2 separate regions of the Homo sapiens genome follow, and region 2 is linked to region 1. A link is an interaction called in ENCODE POLR2A ChIA-PET data of the cell type or tissue named here. Cell type or tissue: OCI-LY7. All regions are shown on one strand. Each heading gives the region's core, and the rest is flanking DNA. Links, peaks and the distances in the headings are about the cores only. Region 1 overlaps DENND5B (DENN domain containing 5B). Region 2 overlaps DENND5B (DENN domain containing 5B).

Region 1 (5,382 bases), core at 267-5,266:
CCTAAATTCATGTACCTCCCTTTGAAAGCTGGGCTGATCCCAATTTCCTAGGTGAGGTAAATATCAAAGAGGTTCTAACTAGTTCAAAATTTTAAAACTATTAAAATTGCTATTATTATTTTGAGACAAGGTCTGGCTCTATTACCCTGGCTGAAGAGCAGTGGCACGATCTAGCTCACTGCAACCTCTGCCTCCTGGGCTCAAGCCATCCTCCCCAGTTCAGGCTCCCAAGTAGTTGGGACTACAGGCACACACCATCATGCCCGGCTAATTTTGTATTTTTTGTCGAGATGAGGTTTCACCACGTTACCCCGGCTGGTCTCGTTACTTGTGAGCTCAAGCGACACACCTGCCCTGGCCTCACCCTGGGACTACAGGTGAGCGACTGCACACGGCCTTTTTTAACCTTTAACTCTCCAATAACTTACTGCATTTGTTCAGTTCTTACCTGATCCCAGTAAAGTATCCATGACAAAAACATCTAAATACCTTTCCTTTTTTAGGCAGGAGGGAGTGGGGCTTATATGCAGGCTTTGACTTCCAGTTTTATTGAGGGTGGCTTCATCCCTTAGAACAACTTTTGTGTTGTTTTCAGACCTAGAGTGGGGCTGTGAAACTCCCAAGTCTTGGGTTATAGGGGACCAATATGGGAGATTCCCTGAGGATGTTAGCATTCCCAGAATAGGAGGGAAGGTGAGATAAATGTGCCTTTTTTTTTCCTTTTTTTTTTTTTTTAAAGAAAAAGCCTCATTCTGTCGCCCAGGCTGGAGTGCAGTGGCGTGATCTCGGCTCACTGCAGCCTCCGCCTCCCAGGTTCAAGCGATCATCCCACCCGAACCTCCCAAGAAACTGAGATTACCGGCATGCACCACCACACCTGCCTGGCTAATTTTTGTATTTTTAGTAGAGATGGGGGTTTGCCATGTTGGCCAGGCTGGTCTCAAACTCCTGGCCTCAAGTGATCCGCCTGCCTTGGCCTTCCAAAGTGTTGGGATTACAGGTGTGAGCCACCACACCTGGCCTATTCTTGCAATTCTGGAAGATTTAGGGGGCTGGCAGGAGACAAGACTGAGATTGTTTAGGCCATCCTGTTGCTGACACAATCCTGGCACTTAAGCGGGAATGCAGTGGCCTAAGTGTAAGGCAACATATCTCTCATACCATTTCACCAAAACAAAACAAAAAACACTTCTGAGTGAATGTCTGGCCATCTTATTAGCATCTTATTAATCTGTTTTGACATTATCCTAAAAATATGCTTTTCCTCAAAAAAAAAAAAGTCGTACAACACTGTGAATGTATTAAATGCCATTAAATTGTACACTTCAGAATGGTTAACTTTATGTTATATAAATTTTGCCCCAATTTTTAAAAATGAAAAAAAGAGTATATGACAAGAAAGATAACTACAGGATTACCAAAGCCATTATATTTTCCCTCATTTGTATGTACATGACACACTGGTTCTATAATGTTTCCCAAGAATAGATCTTGAATCCTAAGACTGCTGTGATGGGACTCTGAGAGAAGAGATTATAATGTCAGAATACTTAGCTCCTAGGATGTGATTAAGCTTATTTTGTTCATCACTAAAGTGGTATCATAGCATTCTTTCTACCATATTAAAGTAAATGAATCCTAATTAACATCTGTAATAGCTCAGTGGGCCTCTTTGTCTTTTAAGTGAAAACTACTGAGCCCTTTTTTTTTTTTTTTTTTTTTTAGATCATGTCATAGAAACATTGGTGGCACAATCCAAGTGGTGACGAATCAATTAATGCATGGAATAAAAAAAGAGCTGAAAAGACAGTAGTAAACATAGGGCTAATTTATGAATTGTATTTTTAATGAAATTACCTTTTATTAGGAAACTCTAAGAGGTCTATTTCTCTCCTTTTGAATTTGGGCTTGCCTTGTGACCAGCAGAATATGGCAGAAATGTCACTGTGACAGTCCTAGGTTCAGCCCTTAAGAGAGTCCTGGAAGCTCCTGTTGTTTCTATCTTAGAATTCATTTAAGAAGCCTGGTTGGGACGGGCACGGTGGCTCACACCTGTAATCCCAGCACTTTGGGAGGCTGAGGTGGGCAAATCACCTGAGGTCAGGAGTTCCAGACCAGCCTGGCCAACATGGTGAAACCCCATCTCTACCAAAAATACAAAAATTAGCCGGGCATGATGGCATGTGCCTGTAATCCCAGCTACTTGGGAGGCTGAGGGAGGAGAATCGCTTGAACCTGGAAGGCAGGGGTTGCAGTGACCTGAGACTGCACCATTGCACTCCAGCCTCGGCGACAGAGCCATGATACTCTGTGACATTTACAAAAGAAGGAATATCCTTGAAATTTAAGAAAAAATAAAAACCAAAAACAAAGAAAAAGAAAAAAAAAGAAATTTGAGCAAGGTAAGCTTAGGATAAGCAGAGGACAGTGTGACTTGACACATCAGCTTAGAGACCCAGTTTTCTATAGTCCTCTCTTAACTCCTATCATCTGAGAGCCCTACTCTCTTTTACTGATTCTCTCACCATTTCTCAGGCCTTTGTCCCTGTTCTCTTGCTCCCTTCCATTCCCCTTTCTTCATCTACTAAAATGATACACCTCATGAGAACATACACAAATGACCAATAGGCACATGAAAAGATGCAACATCATTAGTCATTAGGGAAATACAAATCGAAACCACAATGAGATACCACTTCACACCCACTTGCATGACCAAAATAGAAAAGACAGACATTAACACATGTTGGCTTAGATGTAAAGAAATTGGAACCCTCATCCATTGCTGGTGGAAATGTAAAATAATAACTGCTTTGAAAAAGTCTGCTAATTCTTCAAGTGGTTAAACATAGTATATACCCAACATTAATAAAAACATGTCTGTCCATGCAAAAATCTGAATGTTCATAGCAGCATTATTCATAATAGCCCAAAAGTAGAAACAACCTAAATTTCCATCAACTGATGAATGAAAAACTAAAATATACTTCTATAAAATAGAATATCTGGCCATAAATAGGAATGTAGTACTGATGAGTGCTACAATGTGGATGAATCTTGAAAATATGCAAAGTGAAAGATGTCAGACACATACTGTACAATTCTATTTATATGAAATACCAGAATAGGCAAATTTACAGACATATAAAGAATATGTGTTGCCAGGAGCTGAGTGAAGGGGAGAATGGGGAGTGAACACAGGTATGGGGTTTCTTTTGTGGCTGATGAAGATGTTCTAACATTTATTGTGGAATGGTTGCACAACTCTGTGAATATATGCATAGCAATTGAATTGTTTGCTTTAAATGGTGCATTTGATATGTATACGTTAATAATATCTCAATAAAGCCATTTAAAAAAATTCTATGAGGTCAGGCACGGTGGCTCACACTATAATCCCAGCACTTTGGGAGGCTGAGATGGGTGGATTGGCTTGAGCTGAGGAGCTCATGACCAGCCTGGGCAGCATGGAGAAACCCCTTCTCTACAGAAAAATATAAAAATTGGCCAGGTGTGGTAGCAAGTGCCTGTGGTCCCAGCTACTCCAGAGGCTGAGGTGGGAGAATTGCTTAAGCCCAGGAGGCAGAGGCTGCAGTGAGCTGAGATTGCACCATTGCACTCCAATCTGAGCAGTGGAAGTGAAACCCTGTCTCGAATAAATTTTTTAAAAAATTCTATTAATACTTTAAGGGCAAGTTTAAATGTGATCTTCTCCCTATTTCTCACCTCACCCAGTTAACATTAATAATTTCCTCTGTGCTGTCAAACCAGTTGTTATTACAGTCTGTTAGTTATATATTACCTATATTAGAACCCAGGCTAGTAAAAAACTTACTCAAATTTCTTTACATCCCCCTTCACAAGGAGGAATTCGATACAGTTCATTACACAGGGTAGGTACCTAACACGTCTTTACTACAGAAATATTTACATTTACCCATTAAAATGTCACAAACAGTTAATGGTTAGGCTAGGATTCACCTCTTCAAATGACAACATGAAAGGATTGGGAAGCTCTGATGGCAGAAGAGAAGACGCTAGATAAACTCTGCATTTGACCCAGAAAACATGTCAAATCCTATGATCTTGTCTAAAGTTCAACAATGCCCTGTAGCTATATATTCTAGTGCTCCTAAGTTTTACAACCTTTCCTTCCTTTAGAAATATTCACGATGTGAATGCTGAGGCATAAATAAATAAAAGAAATATTCACTTGAGCAAATAATCCACAAGAATCCTTTAAGAAGTAGTCTCTGCAGAGATTAGGGGAGACTAAAGAGACATAACTAAATGCAATGTGGTATCCTGGATTGGACAGTGGAACAGAAAAAGGGTATTAGTGGAAAAATTCACGAAATCCAAATGAAGCCTGGAGTTTAGTTAACAGTATTATTCCAATGTTAATTTCTTAGTTTTGATGAATGTACCATGGTTATGTGAAACGTTAACATTTGGAGAAACTGGGTGAAGGGTAAACAGGAATTCTACACTGTCTTTGGAACTCTTCCGCAAATCCAAAGTTATTTCAAAATACTGTTGTGACTCTACTGTGAATTAAGGCAAAGAAGGATATATTAATCTAAAGTATTTTCATATTCATCCATTCAACAAACTATTTTGTGCCTGCTATGAACATAACATTCTGGGATGACTCTGGGAACAAAACAAAGATTCCTGCCACCATGGTGCTTATAGTTCAGTAGGGAAAACAGGCAATAAACAATAAACATAATAAATAAGTTACACGGTATGAGAGAGGGTGATATGGAAAAACATGACAGTAAAGAGCATTGAGGGATCAGCACTGGGAAGCAGGTGGAGAATCACAATTTTAAAAATAGTCATCTGGAAAGGACTCACTGACACAGGGCATTTAGGCAGACATGAAGGAGGTGAGACAGTGAGCCAAAAGATCCTTGGGGGGAAGAGCTTTCCAGGCAACCAGAACAGCTAAAGCAAAGATCATAAGACAGGAGCATGCTCAGATTGTCTGGAAAAGAGCAAGACAAAAGCAATATAATGAGTGAAGAGGAGAGAAAGCTCCAGAGGTTACGGGCGGCCAGATCATATGAGGGATCTGGCTTTTCCTCTGAACAAATGGGAAGTCACTGGAGACTTTCAAACAGAGGAATGCTGCGCTTTGAAAGAATCACTCCAGGCTGGGCGTGGTGGCTCATGCCTATAATCCCAGCACTTTGGGAGGCCGAGGCGGGCGGATCATGAGGTCAGGAGTTCGAGACCAGCCTGGCCAACATGGTGAAACCCTGTCTCTACTAAAAATACAAAAATTAGCTAGGCATGGTGGCCCACACCTGTAATCCCAGCTACTCGGGAGGCTGAGGCAGGAGAACTGCTTGAACCCGGGAGGTGGAGGTTGCAGTG
Region 2 (5,382 bases), core at 188-5,187, 110 kb before region 1:
TGTAGGTAACATTTCCTATCAAAGACTGGGTTTCTTGGGAAGAAATCTCTGAGTCAGAAATTAGCATGGACAATGCTGCTCCTGGGACCAACATGTGAGAAGGAAAGCAGGATTGGTTAAGCAAGATGTTAAGCTTCGATGCAGTCTCAATGAAATCCTCATCTATCTAACCCCCATGGTGAGCTCCGGGACAGCCCTTTGTTCAGTCATGGGATGCTGGCTGGAACTGACAGAAGGTATCATCTCCAGTGAGGTACTTTTCTTCAGTAAGGCGTTCTCTAAAGCCTGACAGCCAAGGGTTTCCTGTAGCACTCTTAGCATTTGGGGAATATCCTTTACTCCTAAACAGAGACCTGGGCGTATGTCACAATGTCACATGTACTATGGCATATCTTGCTTTAAAAAATATAAATGCTTTTATTGCATTGGTCACCTCAGTAACCCTTAACGGTCAATTCTCTAGACTTACTGATAGTGGTGAACACACTGGTGAAGCAGAAATAGTCCACAGCATTGAGAGAAAGAAGGTGGTAAAGAAACTGCTCTCTTTCTTCTTCGCAACGTAGAAAAGCATATCGCTTATAAAGCTTCCTAGGAAAGGGTAAGACAAGCACAAGACAGTAGTATCAAAGAAAAAAAAAAAAAACCAAGACAGTAGTATCATGTACTTTTCATTATGTCTTTTTTTTTTTTTTTTTTTTTTAAACAGAGTTTCTCTCTTGTTGCCCAGGCTGGAGTGCAATGGTGCAATCTCAGCTCACTGCAAACTCTGCCTCCTGGGTTCAAGTGATTCTCCTGCCTCAGCCTCATGAGTAGCTGGGATTACAGGCATGTGCCACCACGCCAGGCTAATTTTTGTATTTTTAGTAGGGATGGGGTTTCACCATGTTGGCCAGGCTGGTCTCCAACTCCTGACCTCAGGTGATCCATCTGCCTCGGCCTCCCAAAGTGCTGGGATTACAGGCATGAGCCACCATGCCCGGCCATTTTTTTTCTTTTGTTTCTTTCCCATTATGTCTTTTTTCCAGGATGGGGTCTCGCTATATTGCCCAGGCTGGTCTTGAACTCTTGGACTCAAGAAATCCTCCTGCCTCAGTCTCCCAAAATGTTGGGATTATAGGCATGAGCCACTGGGGCTGGCCCTCATTAAGCCTTGACTAAAAATAAATAGCTCCTCTTAGACAAACACCTTTAATCTTGAAAAAATAGATTCATTCTATTTCAATTCATAAAAATGGATATATAAACAGTTAATAAAACACTTTTAACCTAATAATTAAGGAAAAAATGCATCTATTTTATCTATCAAACTAATAAAGACTTAAAAGTGATGACCAGTGTTGACAAGGAAGAAATGAATGCCATTCTCACAGTTGGTGAGACTGAAAATTTCAGGAAAGCAATTCAGGTAACAATTACTTTAAACCAATCATACCCCTTGACTCATCAATTTTACTTTTAGGATTCAGTCCTAAAGAAACAGATGAAATGGGGCAAAGATTTCATTAAACACTTACATTTAAGCACTTTCCCAAGTGTTTTATAGGTATTAATACATTTAATTCTCACTCTATGAGGTAAGTCTATTAGTGCCTTTTTATTATTTATTTATTTATTTATTTTTCTTGAGATGAGGTCTCGTTCTATAACCCAGGTTGCTGGAGTGCAGCGATGCAGTAACAGCTCGCTGCAGCCTTGACCTCCTGGGCTTGAGTGTGCCTCCCACCTCAGCCTCCCAAGCTGCTGGGACCACAGGTGCACGCTACCACACTCAACTAATTTTTTATTTTTAGTAGAGATGGGGTCTCACTATATTGCCCAGGCTGGTCTTGAACTCCCAGGCTCAAGCAATCCTCCCACTTTGGCCTCTCAAAGTGCTGGGATTACAGGAGTGAGCCACCACACCCAGCCTAGTGTCATTTTACAGATGGGGAAAAGAGAGATACAGGAAAGTTAAATATTTTGTCCGAGGTCATTCAAACACTAACTAGAGAAGGCAATATTTGAACACAAGCATTCAGACTTCAGATTTTAAACTCTTCTGATACGGTGAAATGTTTATGGTACACTGTTAAGCTAATAAAAAGGATGATATTGAATCGCACATATAGTGTATCTTAATAAGAGAACATGCATAGAAGAAAAGTACAGAAGAAAATGTGAAATACTTAGTGTTCTTTATATAGCAGGATTGTAAGTGATTATCATTTTCCTCTTTGTACTTTGGCCACTATGAGCATAAATCACTTTTTTTTTTTTTTTTTGAGACAGTTTTGCTCTTATTGCCCAGGCTAGAGTGCAATGGCACGATCTTGGCTCACCGCAACCTCTCGTCTCCCAGGCTCAAGCGATTCTCCTGCCTCAGCCTCCAAGTAGCTGGGATTACAGGCATGTGCCACCACGCCTGGCTAATTTTGTATTTTTAGTAGAGATGGGGTTTCTCTACGTTGGTCAGGCTAGTCTCGAACTCCTGATCTCTGGTGATCCACCCGCCTCGGCCTCCCAAACTGTAGGATTACAGCCATGAGCCAACACGCCCGGCCTTTTTTTTTTTTTTTTTTTTTTTGAGACAGAGTCTCGCTTTGTTACCAGGCTGGATGGAGTGCAGTGGCGCGATCTCGGCTCACTGCAACTTCCGCCTCCTGGGTTCAAGTGATTCTCCTGCCTCTGCCTCCCAAGTAGCTGGGATTATAGGCATGCGCCACGACACCCAGCTAATTTTTGTATTTTTAGTAGAGACGGGGTTTCACCATGTTAGCCAGGATGGTCTCGATCTCCTGACCTCATGATCTGCCTGCCTCGGCCTCCCAAAGTGCTGGGATTACAGGTGTGAGCCACTGCGCCCAGCCAATAACTTTTTGTAATTGGAAAAAAAAACCACGCCAGTTTTAAGAAAACAAGGTCAGATTCACAGGCTATATGCAACACTTCATGCTTTATCAAACCTACTGTTTGGACATTAAAACTCATCTGAAAATGCTCCAGGGGGTATGTAATCCAAGTGTGATATATACAAATACAAAACTACAAAAAGCACTGGAACTCTAATAGGCTATCTTGTTTGAGGTCTTTGTTGAATTCTCTGCCTAACTTTGCTCCTTAGAAGTCAAAGTCCTTAGCCTTCAAATTAGCACTAATGTAAATATAAGGGCAATATATTTCATCCAAGACAGCTTCTTTTTTTTGTTTTTGTTTTTTGAGACAGGGTCTCGCTCTGTTGCCCAAGCTGGAGTGCAGTGGCCCAATACTGGCTCAAATGATTCTCCTGATTCAGCCTCCAAGTAGCTGGGATTACAGGTGCCTGCCACCATGCCCGGTTAATTTTTTTATTTTTTGTAGAGACAGGGTTGTGCCATGTTGGCCAGGCTGGTCTCGAACTCCTGACCTCAAGTGATCTGCCCACCTTGGCCTCCCAAAGTGTTGGGATTACAGGTGTGAGCCACTGCACCTGACCTCGAAGAGGGTTTCTTGATAGAGTAAACAGAAGAAATTAAAAGTTAACAATTAATTGACATGTACTTGACTGGTTTCCCGGCTCTAAACCAGTGGTTCCCAACCTTTTTGGCGCCAGGGACCTGTTTCATGGAAGATAATGTTCCCATGGCTGTCGCAGGGGCTGGGGAGGGGGAGGTGGATTCAGAATAAAATTGTTGCACCTCATATCATCAGTCATTAGAGTCTCATAAGGAGCACATAACCTAGATCCCTCACATGCGCAGTTCACAATAGGGTTTATGCTCCTTTGAGAATCTAATGCTGCTGATCTGACAGGAGGCGGAGCTTAGGCGGTAATGCTTGCTTGCCCTCGGCTCATCTCCTGCTGTGCAGCCCTGGTTCCTAACAGACCACAGACCAGTACTGGTCCATGGCCCAAGGGCTGGGAACCCTTGCCCTAAACTAGTGAATGCAAGGCTCTCAGAAGAAGCCCTTTACTGGGACCTCCTCACAGAACTTTATTATTTCTTTCTTTTTTTACTCCAGGTTTTATCTGTATACAACCTGTATACAGGTTTTACAATATAAGGTTTATACAAAATAATATAAGGTTTATATAAATTCATCCGATCTTTTGGATGTTACTGTCAGCTTGTGTGAACTAGCCAGCTTTTTGCCTGATTCTGGCAGAGCAATCCGGCCTTTTTTTTTTGAGATGGTCTTGCACTGTCGCCCAGACTGGAGCGCAGTGACATGATCTCAGCTCACTGCAACCTCCACCTCCCAAGTTCAAGTGATTCTCCTGCCTCAGCCTCCTGAATAGCCATGACTACAGGTGTGCGGCACCATGCCCTGCTAACTTATTTTTTGTAGAGACGGGGTTTCACCATGTTACCCAGGCTGGTCTTGAATTCCTGGACTCAAGTGATCCTCCCACCTTGGCCTCCCAAAATGTTAGGATTACAGGCAATGGCCACCATGCCCAACTGCAATCTGGCCTTTGGCTGTTAAATTTGGTGTGTCCCCCCAAAACGATCAAGTATTACATCAAAACAGTTTTCAAAGCACACGCCTGTTAGATAAAGAAGAATGCATGTGCACAGGATACAGCACTTCATACTGAAGAAGCCAGTTTGTCAGTTTATGCAACTTGTTTTGTATGCACATGGATTATAGAAACAGAAATGTATCAAAGATGGTATCTTACTTGGTGAGTGGTTGGTTAGAAAGCAACTGCTTAAGATGCTGGGACAAGAGCTTCTTTTCTAGAGACAGTCTTATCCACGCCCGAGCTCGTCCAACATCAGTCTTGATCTCACTCATGTTTTGAATATGCCTAAAGAATAGTGGCAACAGCAAAGATGTAGATTTTAAGGATAACCCTGACTAGAAAAGAAGTAAAGAGTGAACAGTACTGGGCACAGAAAGGTTTATACTTAAAGGGAGCAATGGATAATATACAATTGATGTTGATTAAATCTTTGAAGGTTCCATCTGAATCATGAAGTTAGTCTCACATCATAATTGCCATTACAACACAAGCACACGGACAATGTGGTAAGATAAAGCATTTAACACTTATTCACTCTTTCAGGCTTTATTATGTCCTTGTGGCAGACTCATAGATATCTGTAAATAAGAATTTGGTTATTCCTGATGCTCCAAAAAAAGTAATGAAACAGGGTGAATACTCAAGTTTCTTTTCAAAATAACTGTTCTATAGCATAATTAAATATCAGTCACAACTTTAATCCACTGAATTACTTTTCAAGTTGCACTGGACAACATATGGAAAATATGAAATCTTACTTTCTATGGCATTAGAGAAAATAAGCCAGACTGCATTGATAATCTTTAATTGTTTAATTATTTTAAATATTTTAAAATACAGGGTCTTGCTATGTTGCCCAGGCTGGTCTCAATCTCTTGGTCTCAAATGATCCTCTT

The links. Peaks named below come from ENCODE experiments on the same cell type or tissue, not always from the same donor. Only the 100,000 strongest peaks of a DNase experiment are listed, where the experiment ranks them.
Region 2: POLR2A ChIA-PET joins it to region 1 with 7 read pairs; 6 of 35 experiments call an interaction of 5 or more read pairs at or near these places.

The regions. Positions count from the first base shown.
Region 1 is chr12:31,522,341-31,527,722 of GRCh38, forward strand. The region is part of intron 1 of DENND5B (DENN domain containing 5B); the gene reads right to left. Among named protein-coding and RNA genes, the nearest start is that of DENND5B-AS1, 65 kb to the right of the region's middle. In OCI-LY7, for the core only: no CTCF peak of the experiment used is centred there; no DNase peak of the experiment used is centred there; H3K4me3 peaks cover 1,730 bases; H3K27ac peaks cover 504 bases.
Region 2 is chr12:31,408,794-31,414,175 of GRCh38, forward strand. It overlaps DENND5B (DENN domain containing 5B), which reads right to left. Exons shown (of 21, transcript NM_144973.4): 13 at 4,643-4,771; 14 at 470-591. Among named protein-coding and RNA genes, the nearest start is that of LINC02387, 42 kb to the left of the region's middle. In OCI-LY7, for the core only: no CTCF peak of the experiment used is centred there; no DNase peak of the experiment used is centred there.